Regions from separate parts of the Homo sapiens genome. Here all the other regions are linked to region 1. A link is a contact called in ENCODE Hi-C or POLR2A ChIA-PET data. All regions are on one chromosome and are shown on one strand. Each heading gives the region's core, a stretch centred on a gene start or an enhancer-like site at or near the end of the contact. The rest is flanking DNA. Distances are from core to core; before and after follow the strand shown.

The links. A loop is a pair of places that touch in the nucleus more often than their neighbours do. ChIA-PET counts read pairs that join two places held with the same protein, here RNA polymerase II (POLR2A). Pooled maps may share reads with other maps.
Region 2: a loop to region 1 is called in a pooled map, with 4 times the contacts of the local background. The contact joins the enhancer-like site here to the promoter of LINC01585 in region 1. A Hi-C loop is called at or near these places in 2 of 37 single-sample maps with no recorded cell type and 4 of 50 pooled maps.
Region 3: a loop to region 1 is called in a map with no recorded cell type, with 10 times the contacts of the local background. The contact joins the enhancer-like site here to the promoter of LINC01585 in region 1. A Hi-C loop is called at or near these places in 3 of 37 single-sample maps with no recorded cell type and 3 of 50 pooled maps. POLR2A ChIA-PET finds 5 or more read pairs at or near these places in 1 of 52 experiments (activated CD4-positive, alpha-beta T cell).

The regions. Positions count from the first base shown.
Region 1 is chr15:90,658,196-90,662,447 of GRCh38, reverse strand. It overlaps LINC01585 (long intergenic non-protein coding RNA 1585), which reads right to left and starts at 2,214. Exons shown (of 3, transcript NR_120371.1): 1 at 1,624-2,214; 2 at 965-1,055. All of the region lies in intron 2 of CRTC3-AS1 (CRTC3 antisense RNA 1), which reads left to right. RefSeq lists enhancers at 348-407, 1,068-1,117, 1,258-1,307, 1,530-2,058.
Region 2 is chr15:90,029,281-90,033,532 of GRCh38, reverse strand. All of the region lies in intron 1 of ZNF710 (zinc finger protein 710), which reads right to left. Among named protein-coding and RNA genes, the nearest start is that of MIR3174, 25 kb to the right of the region's middle. Within about 2 kb of position 2,037, at least 13 of the 41 ENCODE cell types and tissues checked have a DNase peak (open chromatin) inside an H3K27ac peak, as active enhancers do.
Region 3 is chr15:90,057,167-90,061,418 of GRCh38, reverse strand. All of the region lies in intron 1 of ZNF710 (zinc finger protein 710), which reads right to left. Among named protein-coding and RNA genes, the nearest start is that of ZNF710-AS1, 23 kb to the left of the region's middle. RefSeq lists enhancers at 1,620-1,669, 1,680-1,739, 1,860-1,979, 1,805-2,516. Within about 2 kb of position 1,743, at least 23 of the 41 ENCODE cell types and tissues checked have a DNase peak (open chromatin) inside an H3K27ac peak, as active enhancers do.

The DNA.
Region 1 (4,252 bases), core at 965-3,464:
ACAGACAGATAAGATGAGCCAATCATATTCCCCTTCTCTGGAATCTGAAATTGGGAATAACCAAAGGAAGAGGCACTTAGCCATGGAAACTGAGGCTTCATGAAATGCACTGTCATTTTTGCAATACCCTATTGGCTACACAGGTCAGCTCTATTCAATATAGGAAGGAACTTCATGGCACAATTCATTAATTTAACATTTGTTGAGCACCTATGATGTGCCAGGCACTGTTCTAGGTCCTGAGGATATGGTGATGAACAAGATCCCCACTCTCATAGCTTACCCAGCAGATGCCCTAGGCAGGCAATGAATAAATATATGAGCAAGATGAAAAGAGAATGCCAGAAAGCCCTGAAGTTTTGGAGCAAAGCCATGAACTCTTTTCACAACTATTTCCTTTTTGAAAAACATCTCTCCACTTGCTGTTGGGTTCTGTTGTTTGTGAGTGCAAGGATGGAAGAAGGCAGATGACGATGTTAAGCAGCCAAAGGGGTGGACTGTTCAGGCCATGGAGTTAGTGTAGCAGGAGATTAACAATAATAACTAAGGCTGGGCGCAGTGGCTCACGCCTGTAATTCCAGCACTTTGGGAGGCTGAGACAGGCAGATCATCTGAGGTCAGGAGTTTGAGACCAGCCTGGCCAACATGGTGAAATCCTGTCTCTACTAAAAATGCAAAAATTAGCCAGGCACAGTGGTGGGTGCCTGTGATCCCAGTACTTGGGAGGCTGAGGCAGAAGAATTGCTTGAACCCAAGAGGCGGAGGTTGCAGTGAGCCAAGATTGCACCACTGCACTCCAGCCTGGGCGACAGAGTGAGACTCCATCTCAAAAATAATAATAATAACTGATAATAATATAGAACAATTCTAACAATATACTGTGATAAAACTGATGTGAATGTGGTTTCTCTCTCTCTCTCTCTCTCTCTGTCTCTCTCAAAATGCCTTATTGTACTGCACTCACCTATTTTTAGATGGTGGTTGACCGCAGGTAACTGAAACCACAGAAAGCAAAACTGCAATGTGGGGGGGCTGCTTGCATGCTCCTTTCAGACCTGTTTGTGAGAGAGTTTTAACTGGAGGGTATCTAAATAATCAGAGAGTGGGAAGAGAAAGGGGTACTCACTTTTTATAGTTTTGTATTGTTTGTGAATGTTTTCTATTTCATATGTTTTGTAATTAAAGCCAAAAAGGGTAATGACAAAAAGGAAAAAAAATGCTATGTGTCTGGCTTTTGGGAAGTTATTAGAGGGAGTGGAAATTCTACCACCTCCTATTGCTAAATCTCATTAAAGTGCCCTTGAAATCAACCCAAACCAACTCTCAGGCACGGCCAGAACAACGGAGGCAGAGCAGAGCTCAGGATCCTGAATCCACACCCCCCGGCCACTCCTGGTGGGAAGAGAAGAAGGGGGCTCGTTTCCTGTGGTTCCCACCCTACCTGGCTGGAGAGGCTGATGTGGGGCGAGGTGTGACCACCAGTGCATGTAGGAGGCGGAGAAGGCAGTTTCTCCCACTGGCCGGTGCCCTGGGCCCAGCCCAGGACGGGGAACTAGGACAAGAGCCCAGCCCTCCAGCATCAGGTCTGGCGTGGCTCTGGGAGGAAGGAGGAAGAAAACTCACCCATGTCACCCCAAGTCATGGGGCATTTCCAGTGAGCACATACAGACTTAGGAACCCGGGAGAAAGCCTGGAGGCTAGAAAAGCTGAGACCACAGTCAGCTGGGCTGCAGATCTTTGCTCCGCCTTCCTCCAGACAGCACAAGTGACTCAGCCCTCCCCAGGGTGCTGCTTCTCGCTCTGACACCACGATTTGGCCTCCTCTCACTCACAACTCTATCTCCTCTCTGTGTCATTCCTCCTACTCAGGGCCGATAGTCAAAATATCAAACCACTAATAAAGCATGGGCACCTGCCAGTCAGACTACACACCAGCTGGGAACAATGGCTAGAGGTAGCAAATTGCCCCAAAACTTAGTGGCATGAAACAACAAACATTTGTTACATAACACACTAATGGGTCAGGAGTTTGGGTGGTTCTGGCTCAGGGCCTCTCATGAAGTTGTCAGCATGTCAGAGTTGGAACCATTTGAAAGCTTGGCTGGGGCTGGAGGATCCTCTTTCAAGGTGTCTCATTCACAAGGCTGTCGGCAGAAAGCCGCAGTGCCTCCCCAGTGTGTGGGCCTCTCCATAGGGCTGCTTGAGTATCTTCACAACATGGTGGCTGGCTTCCCCAGAGGGAGACATTTGAGAGACCAAGGCAGAGTCACAATGTCTTTTATGACCTATCCTTGAAAGTTATATACCGTCACATTGCAGCATCCTATTGGGTCAGCCCTAGTCAATGTGAGAGGGGCTACACAAGAGTGTAAATACAAGGATGCAAGGATCACTGGAGGATGTTTTGGAGGCTGGCTACCCCAGGTACTATATTATGTCCTGTTTAAAACTCTCTAATGGCTTCCCACTAACCTCAGAATAAAATCCAAATGTCTTACCATGATCTGCAAGGCCTGGCATGAACTGACTCCTACCTACTTTCCAATCTCATTATGTTCCTCTTTATTCACCTGCACTAAACTCCAAACACATCAACCCTCCCTACATCCATCAACATCTGAAGCTCATCCTTTACATTTTCTGCTCCCCGTGTCTAGAAGTCTCCTCGCCCAGATCTTTCTATGGCTAGTTCCTTCTCATTGTTTGGGTCTCAGCCTAACGTCACCTCCTCAGAGAGGCTTCACTGACCCCTTATCAAGTGTAGCCCTCACCCCACCTGTCACTCTGTCTTACATCACCTTGTGCTGACCTCCTCCTAGCACTGATCTCTATCTGAAAGTAATTTATTTGATTATTGCTTTTCTCCCTTCGTGTACTGGTAGGAGTCCTTAATTACAAGCAACAGACTGCTCTTTAGCTGCTTTTAAGCTACAGAGGAACCTATTAAAGGATAGGAGGTGCCTCATAAAATCTTAGCGAAATCAGAGAACCAGGCTCAAAGGCCATTTACCTGCACTGGTTCTTTCTGCTGCTGCCTCTGGGATCTGCTGTCATCCTGACAGAAAGGACTCCAGTCATCTGCTTCTCAGTGTCACTTAGCCTCATGCAGGAGCAGCCAACGGGTGGTGTCTTAAGTTGTATGCTGTGCCCAATCTTCAAGAGAGATGGGGAAAGGTTCTGGCTTCCATCATAAGCAGGTGTGAGTTCATAAGGTAGGAAATTCGCAAAATAGGAAGACTGTTCCATGGGCTGGGGAAGCCAAAGAGAGCTGATGCTATTTGGCCTCGACAGTCCACGCCTTTAGCTGCTTAATGTCATCAGCCAGCCTTCCTCCATCCTTACGCTTACTAACAGCAGAACCCAACAGCAAGCTGAGAGATGCTTCTCAATAAGAAAATAATTGGGAAAAGAGTTCATGGCTTTCGGGCCGGGCGCGGTGGCTCACGCCTGTAATTCCAACACTTTGGCAGGCTGAGGCTGGTGGATCACGAGGTCAGGAGTTCGAGACCAGCCTGACCAACACGGTGAAACCCCATCTCTACTAAAAATAGAAAAATTAGCTGGGTGTGGTGGCACGTGCCTATAATCCCAGCCACTCGGGAGGCTGAGGCAGGAGAATCGCTTGAATCCGGGAGGCAGACGTTGTGGTGAGCCGAGATCGCACCACTGCACTCCAGCCTGGGTGACAGAGCAAGACTCTGTCTCAAAAAAAAAAAAAAAAAAAAAGAGTTCATGGCTTTACTCCAAAACTTTAGTGCCTTCTGCTATTCTCTTGTCATCTTGCTCACATATTTATTTATTGCCTGCTTAGGGCACCCACTGGGTAACCTATGAGAGCAGGGATCTTGTTCATCACCATATCCTCAGGACCTAGAACAGTGCCTGGCACATCATAGGTGCTCAATAAATGTTAATGAATTGTGTACATGAAGTCCCCTCTGTGGACTGATGGCCAAACCTCGCCCCACATCAGCCTCTCCAGCCAGGTGGGATGGGGATGGTGGGAAGCGAGCTCTCCTCTTCTTCTCTTCCCACCAGGAGTGGCCGGGGGGTGTGGATTCAGGATCCTGAGCTCTGCTCTGCCTCCGTTGTTCTGGCTGTGCCTGAGAGTTGGTTTGGGTTGATTTCAAGGGCATTTTAATGAGATTTAGCAATAGGAGGTGGTAGAATTTCCACTCCCTCTAATAAATTCCCGAAAGTCAGACACATAGCATTTTTTTTCCTTTTTGTCATTACCCTTTTTGGCTTTAAT
Region 2 (4,252 bases), core at 788-3,287, 630 kb after region 1:
GGCAGAAGGCTCAACGTGGAGTAGCCGGCTAGCCTAGGAGCCAACCCCTTTCTGCCTGAACTGGCCTGTTGGGATCTCGAGGGTGAAGTGGGAGCGAGAAGACTTCTGCCTGTCCAACTCTTCTCCTGCTTTCCACTTCCTAAGCTTAAAAAGCACACCTCCCGCTGCAAACTTTCCCCACCTTTAACATCCCCAGTGCTTCTCAAACTCTGTGGTGAAAGGTCAGTTTGATTCATCTTAATCCTTAATCCCTCTCAGATCTAACATCAACAAGCAGTTTAGTCCTGAGTCCTGCCACGTGGGGTCAACAGTGCTCACCCTGGCCCACACGCTGTTCGAGATGAAGCCACCAATCGCCCATTTGGATGTCATCCTGCCAATGTCAAACTACAGAAGTTTCTAAACACCAATCCCATTTTCTATGTTTAGCTCCTCCTCTTGCTTGGTTAACATTGTGCAGAACAGCACTGGTGCATGGCCCATACTTTTGTGGGGCACTGGCCTAAGAATACACAAGAATGTTTATAAATTAAAGAATTTTAAATGCAGATATATATTTCCTCTTAAGTGAAAATTCTAGCCACAGAGCCTCAAATTTCAAACACACACTTTTTTTTTCTTTTTTTAGAAACAAGTTCTTGCTATGTTGTCCATGCTGGCCTTGAACTCCTGGACTCAAGGAATCCTCTTGCTTTAGCCTCCTGAGTAGCTAAGACTATACAGGCCAAACACACATTCTTTTTTTTTTTTTTTTTTTGAGATGGAATCTCACTCTTGCCCAGGCTGGAGTGCAGTAGCACAATCTCAGCTCACTGCAACCTCTGCCTCCTGGGTTCAAGCAATTCTCCTGCCTCAGCCTCCCAAGTACCTGGGATTACAGGTGCCCACCACCATGTCCAGCTAATTTTTGTATTTTTAGTGGAGATGGGGTTTTGCCATGTTGGCCAGGCTGGTCTCGAACTCCTGACCTCAAGTGATCCTCCTGCCTAGGCCTCCCAAAGTGCTGTGATTGCAGGCATGAGCCACCGTGCCCAGCCCCAAACACACATTCTTAATTGTTACTTTTTGGGGGCCATTTAATTTTCCAAGTTCATCCAATCTGCCTCTCCTCTCTCTTAAAAATAGAAAATAATACATTTAAATGTCCTGGAATTTACATTCAACCACATGTGATCTGCTGAGTTCCATGGAGCTGAGGTTGAAAGAGAACGTTCTGTTAATGAGAAATTCACAGTGGCTGGACACAGTGGCTCACGCCTATAATCCCAGCACTTTGGGAGACCGAGGCGGGAGGATCACCTGAGGTTGGGAGCTCGAGACCAGCCTGGCCAATATGGCAAAACTCTGTCTCTACTAAAAATACAAAAATTAGCTAGGCGTGGTGGCAGGCGCCTCTAATCCCAGCTACTTGGGAGGCTGAGGGCAAGAGAATTGCTTGAACCTGGGAGCCAGAGGTTGCAGTGAGCTGAGATCGCGCCACTGCACTCCAGCCTGGGCGACAGCGAGACTCCGTCTCAAAAAAACAGAAATTCACAGTCAATACTCAGTACACAATATAATGTTAGTAGCTGGATGGCTTCCTTCAGATGAAAATGGGCTTTAGTCGATACTAGCCCAAGTATCTGCAGGTTTAATTTCAGAATAAAAAGCCACTGTAACAGTTCATAGCTGGCCCAAGCTGGCCGTAACAACACTGGCACCTAGGAATACCTGAGGGTATTTTAAGGTGCAGGCACTTGGTTCCCACCCACCCAGATCCAGTGGATTTGGGGCTGGACCCAGGCAACTGCATTTTAACAAGCTCCCCAGCAGAGAGTGAGAGATGACGTGGCCACTGAAGATGCCCCTGCTGCATGAAAACAAGAGAGATGGGCTATGACCAGTGGCTCACAAGAATTGGTCTTGGGAATGCAAAACAAGCAAAAACAAAACCAACCGGGTTTCTCCCATGGGGCAAGTGCTGTGCAAAGACCTGGTGTTGAGAGACCAGAGTTACAGTTTTTTAGAACTTCCTGTGTGTCCTCACTTAACCTCTCTAGTCTTCCGATTTCCTCAAAGGAGACAGGACAAATGAGAGCGCTGCTTCTCAAATGTGCTGAGGAATCACCCGGGGATCTTGCTAAAATGCAGATTCTGCTTCAGCAGGTCTAGGGTGCTGTGAGAGATACTTCGTTTCCATTAATAATAAGCTCCCGGGTGATGCTGCATCCTGGATCCCCCCAGGGTACATTTCAATCCCGAGAGTCTATGATTAGTCACTATATTCACACAGCTTATGTGTTCTTTTTCATTCACTTCAATCAATGTGTTGGATTAAACTCACAACTATTATTCTCATTTATGAACAAAACCCATCACCACCAACTGTCGGGTCCACAACCTCTTGAGATGAGCCTAAGCCTCCAATTCAAATGTTTCTTTAAAGAAAGAAAAAGAAATGGCCATTTTGTATTTGTTGGTATCCATTTGTTACCAAACAATCCATTAAGCATTTTTTTTTTTTTCTTTTTTTTTGAGACGGAGTCTCGCTCTGTCGCCCAGGCTGGAGTGCAGTGGCGGGATCTCGGCTCACTGCAAGCTCCGCCTCCCGGGTTCACGCCATTCTCCTGCCTCAGCCTCCCAAGTAGCTGGGACTACAGGCGCGCGCCACCATGCCCGGCTAATTTTTTGTATTTTTTTAAGTAGAGACGGGGTTTCACCGTGTTAGCCAGGATGGTCTTGATCTCCTGACCTCATGATCTGCCTGCCTCGGCCTCCCAAAGAGCTGGGATTACAGGCGTGAGCCACCGCGCCCAGCCAATTTTTTTTTTTTTAATTTGAAATGACCCTCTCTGCAGCACAGATACAGCTCTTTCCTACTGGGCATATGTGACTGCCCTGTTGGGAAGGTGGCTTCATATTCCCACCCAGATGGGCCTGCTTGGTGCCCCCTCCCCCACTGGTTAACACACACTCTGTGCGCACATGTTCAGAGTGTTCGGCCAGGGCCTGGCACATGATAAGCATTCAACTCCTGCCAGCTGTTTCGTTCAGAGACAAGGAAATGAAAGCCCAGAAGGCTTACGATTTGCTGAAAGTCAAGTTCTTGGCAAAACCAAGACCGGCCTTGAAACCCATCCCTCCTTCCTCTGTGCCTCAGTTTCCTCATCTATAAAATGGAGCTGATAGCTAATTCTTTCTTTTTTTTTTTTTTTTTTTTTTTTGAGATGGAGTTTTGCTCTTGTTGCCCAGGCCGGAATGCAATGGCGTGATATTGGCTCACTGCAACCTCTGCCTCCCAGGTTCCAGTGATTTTCCTGCCTCAGCCTCCCAAATAGCTGGGATCACAGGCATGCACCACCACATCCGGCTAATTTTGTATTTTTAGTAGAGACGGGGTTTCACCATGTTGGCCAGGCTGGTCTCGAACTCCTGACCTCAGGCGATCCATCCGCCTCAGCCTCCCAAAGTGTTGGGATTACAGGTGTGAGCCACTGTGCCCGGCCGATAGCTAATGCTAATGGCTGTTGTGAAAATTAAATAAGGAATGTCTGTAAATGCACTTAGGCTGGCACTTAATAACTGCTCATATGATTGTGATTATCAAGCTTGATCTTTTTAATTACTAAAAAGTTTTTTGGCCAGGCACGGTGGGTCACGCCTGTAATCCCAGCACTTTGGGAGGCCGAGGTGGGCGGATCACCTAAGGTCAGGAGTTTGAGACCAGCCTGGCCAACATGGTGAAACCCCATCTCTACTAAAAATAGAAAAATTAGCCGGGCATGGTGGCATGTGCCTGTAATCCCAGCTACTCGGGAGGCTGAGGCAGGAGAATCACTGGAACCCGGAGGTGGAGGTTGTAGTGAGCCAAGATCAAACCACTGCACTCCAGCCTAGACGACAGAGTTGAGACTCTGTCTCAAAAACAAAACAGAACAAAAAATTTTTTTGTAGAGACTGGGTCTTGCTACCTTTCCCAGGCTGGTCTCAATCTCCTGGCCGCAAGCGATCCTCCCACCTTGGCTTCCCAAAGTGCTAGGATTACATGTGTGAGCCACCATGCTTGGTCTATTATCAAGTTTGAAAGTCCCAGAATGACATAAAATCCATTCCCGTTTGAGTTGGAGTTTGTTCATTCTCTGTGGTTTGTATCAGCACTAACTGCCCTGGTGATGTCAAATGGCCAGAAGGGCCCCTACACCTTGCTGGGACCTTTTAGGTTGGACCAGGAGAGCTCACCACCCTGTAAATATATCCCATGACACACACCTGG
Region 3 (4,252 bases), core at 494-2,993, 600 kb after region 1:
AGGCGGATCACTTGAGCTCAGGAGTTTGTGACCAGCCTGGGTAACGTGATGAGCTCTCATCTCTGCAAAAAAAAATGCAAAAATTAGCTAAGTGTGGTGGCATGCCTGTAGCCCCAGATATTTGGGAGGCTGAGGCAGGAGAATCGCTTGAGCCCAGGAGGCGAAGGTTGCAGTGAGCTGAGATCACGCCACTGCACTCTAGCCTGGGTGACAGGCGTGAAACCCTGTCTCAAAAAACAAAACAAAAAAAAGTATAGAAATAAAGAAAAAGCAAGCAAGCAAACAAACAAAAACAACCAATAGACAGAGGTCTGGGGCTTCTGCCAGGCCAGGCTTGGGACATCACCAACCACCCGTGATCAATGTAATTTGATGACTATTTCCTGAAGGTCCAGTGAGCCCATACTCCCTGACACAGCCTCAGCAGTGCCTCGAACTTATCCTGGAAGGCAGGCTTGCCTGTTGGCTCCTCATCTTGGCCTTGAATCACCAGGTTGCTCAGAGACTGCAGTCTCCAGCCCTGCAGCTGAACCTCTGACTTTTTATTTATTTATTTATTTTTTGAGACAGTGTCTTGCTCTGTTGCTCAGTCTGGAGTGCGGTGGAGCAATACTGGATCACTGCAACCTCTGCCTCCTGGGTTCAAGCAATTCTCCTGCCTCAGCCTCCAAAGTAGCTGGGATTACAGGCGCCCACCACCATGCTCGGCTAATTTTTTATATTTTTAATAGAGACAAGGTGTTCACCATGTTGGCCAGGCTGGTCTCGAACTCCTGACCTCAGGTGATCCACCTGCCTCGTCCTCCCAGAGTGCTGGGATTACAGGCGTGAGCTACTGCGCCCGGCCTGACTTTTTATTTTTTTAAGAGATGGGCCTTCCTCTATTGTCCAGGCTGGAGTGCAGTGGTGCCATCATAGCTCACTGCAGCCTCAAACTCCTGGGCTCAGGCAATCCTCCTGCCTCAGCCTCCCAAGTAGGTGGGACTAAAGGCATGTGCCACCACACCTGTCTAATTTTACATTGTTTTTGTAGAGGTGGAGTCTTGCTAAGTTGCCCAGGCTGGTCTTGAACTTCTGGGGTCAAGCGATCTTCTCACCTTGGCCTCCCAAAGTGCTGGGATGACAGGCCTAAGCCACTGTGCCAGGCTTGAGCCACTGATTTAATGCACATTTACTAAACCTATTAGGTGCTTGCTTGTGGGTAGATAGAAGGGGCAAATTAAAGTTCTCACCCTTGGGGAGTTGACTTGCGTAAGCTCAGTCCACATGAAGCACCCGGATCTCTGGGAGGCGGGGGCTGCAGTATGGGGGTGGGGTGGGGTGGGGACAGGGACTGAGGACTGGCTTCCGTGGAGGCAGTTCAGGACCCAACAGAGCAAGAGCGGGGAGGGGGCTCCTGACCCTGGGTCTGGCATTCAAGCCCTCCAGGATGTGGCTCTGGGCCTTTTGCCCCTTGGAGTCCAGGGCCCTGGGGCTGGAGAGGCTGAAGCTGGAGTGGGCGGGACAGGTAACCAGGTGGGAGGAGAAGAGGAAGTTCCAGGCCTGTACACCCGCTGTGAAAAACATGCACGGGATTTCACCGCCTAAGGAAACCAGCCTCTTGGTTTCCCCTGTTGTCCTCCTCGCAGGAGGCTTCAAGGGAAACTCTACTCACATGCGCAGAAGGGAAGAGGAAGCGAGAGCTGGAAGGCCTGTGCCTCGGGGCCCCTTGCCACAGTCTCACTTCTGCCCAGCCCACAGGCCTCAGGAGCCAGAGGCCCAGGGAGCTGCCGCCGGCACGGGGGAGGGGCAGGGGAAGTTCGAGAGTCTCTTCCTCCTGCGATCCTGTCTCTGCCTTGCTTCCCCTTTCTCTGTGGACAGATTCACTGAGCCCCACCTCTGGGAGTCAGAGTGGCTGGGCCCCTGACACAGGGCCACCAACCCACAAACCCCCGTGATGCGCACCATACCCGGCCCTGTTAACAGATGAGGAAACTGAGGCCCAGGGAGGGGAAGGGAATGGTCCAAGGTCACACAGTGAGACGGTGGGGGAGCAAGGGCTAGAATGCAGGTCTCCGGCCCCGCAGCCCCCACAGCCTTTTGGTAGGCGGGATGCACTGCCCATGCCTTCATTTGCTGCCCAAGATGGCTCCCAGGCAGGCTCCACTGCCCCTCTGCCCCCAACTCACCGATGTTTCCTACCTTGGGGCCTCTGCACAGGCTGATTCCCCTGCCAGGACTGCCCTTCCCTCGAACTGGGTGAATTTCCCATCATCTTTGAGGATTTAGTGCAAGCACTGCTTCCCTTGAAGTACATGAGGACAGGATGAGGACCCTCTCTCAGCCTGAGACCATCACTGTCGTGGTAAATCATATGCGTCATCTTGGCTAAGCTATGGTGCCCGGCTGTGTGCTTGGCTAAGCTAGATGTTGCTATGAAGGTATCCTGTAGATGTGACTCACATTTACAATCGGTTGACTTTAAGAAAAGCAGATGACCCTCCATAATGTGGGTGGGCATCAATCAGTTGAAGGCCTTAAGGGCAAACATTGAGGCTTCCCAGAGAAAGAATTCTGCCTTGAGACTGTAACTTATGAATCTTGCTGAGTTTCCAGCCCCCGGGTCTGCCCTGCAGATTTTGGACTTGCCAGCCCCCACAATCACAGGAGCCAATTCCTTAAAAGAGACCTCTCTGTGTACGTGTGTGTGTATATGTGTGTATATATATATATATATAAATATATAGTGTCTCCTACTGGTTCTATTTCTTACTCTAGAACCCTGACTGATACAATAATCACACTGTGGATCATCTCCCCTGACAGCCAGGCCACCCACAGGACAGTGACTGCAGAGGAACAGAGGGGGCCCAGCACGGGAGTGTCTCTAGAGAAAGACACCAGCGTACAGAAAAGGGAAGAGAAGGAAACTGACAGTCGCCAAGGGACCAAGACTGAATGCGGTAAGTGAGATGGAGAGTGAAACTCTTGCCTGAGAGTTCTACCAAGGCTTTGCTCTTCTCTGAGCACCTCACTCCCAGGACAGTCCTGCCTCCTCCTTGGGGTGGTGTCCAGGCAGCATAGGGAAGGGCCTCTCCAAATTAGTTAGCAAGAGCAGATGCACACTCTCAGTGACCTGACCTTGTCCGGTGAATCAAGCCAGAGGGCCCTCCCCACCCCAAGTGCCTTCTTCCTTGCCTTCCCCTGCTAATGGCAGAGTCCCCAGGAGCTCAGGCCCAGGAGCTCTGAGTGCTTTCTCACCTGACGCCCTCCCAGGTGAGAGAGCCCCTCCCACAGGGCCTGCTCTGACAACCCTCGCTCTCTTGATCCATTCCCCAGGCCCGGGTGCACCTACACCTGACCTGGGAGCCACGCCTCTGCTTCTATAAGCTGAGGGCTGAGGTGGGTCTGACTGCCACAGGGTGGCCCCTGTGTGAGGATCTCCCTCCTCTAAGAGGTCACAGTACCCTAAAACCCAAGGATATGAGGGGTGAAGCCCCCATGTCGAGGCATGAACTATTTTGATGTGACTTCTCAGACACAAACTCTTGTGAAGACAGAGACCCTGGGTCCACAGAGTTCCAGAACTGGTATCGTTTGATCAGAATGCCAATACCGGGGTCTCACTCTAGACCAGTTAAACCAGAATCTCTGGGTTCAGGGCCTGGACATGGGATTTTCTAGAGGCTTCTTAAGTGATTCTGATTCTCCAAATTATTATTATTATTATTATTATTATTATTATTATTTAGTCTTGCTCTGTAACCCAGGCTGGAGTGCAGTGGCATGATCTCAGCTCACTGCAACCTCCACCTTCTGGCTTCAAGCGATTCTCGTGCCTCAGCCACCCGAGTAGCTGGGACTACAGGAGCGCGCCACCACGCCTGGCTCATTTTTGGATTTTTTAGTAGACATGGTGTTTCACCGTGTTACCCAGGCTGGTCTCAAACTCCTGGGCTCAAGTGATCCACCCAGCTTGGCCTCCCGAAGTGCTGGGATTATAGGTGTGAGCCACCGTGCCCGGCCTCGAAGTTAATTAGCAAGAGTTGACGCATACTCTCGGTGACCTGGCCTTGCCTGGTGAATCAAGTGGGAGGCCCCTCCCCACCCCAGGTGCCTTCTTCCTCACCTTCGCCTAATGGCAGCTGCCCCACTTCCAGCCCTGGGCCTCCAAGCATAGCATACCCCCACCATCTAGGGCAGTTCATACAGAAGCTGGGCCCAGACCTATGGCCTGGCCCTCCCCATCCCCTGAAAGAACTTGGGCCAAAGT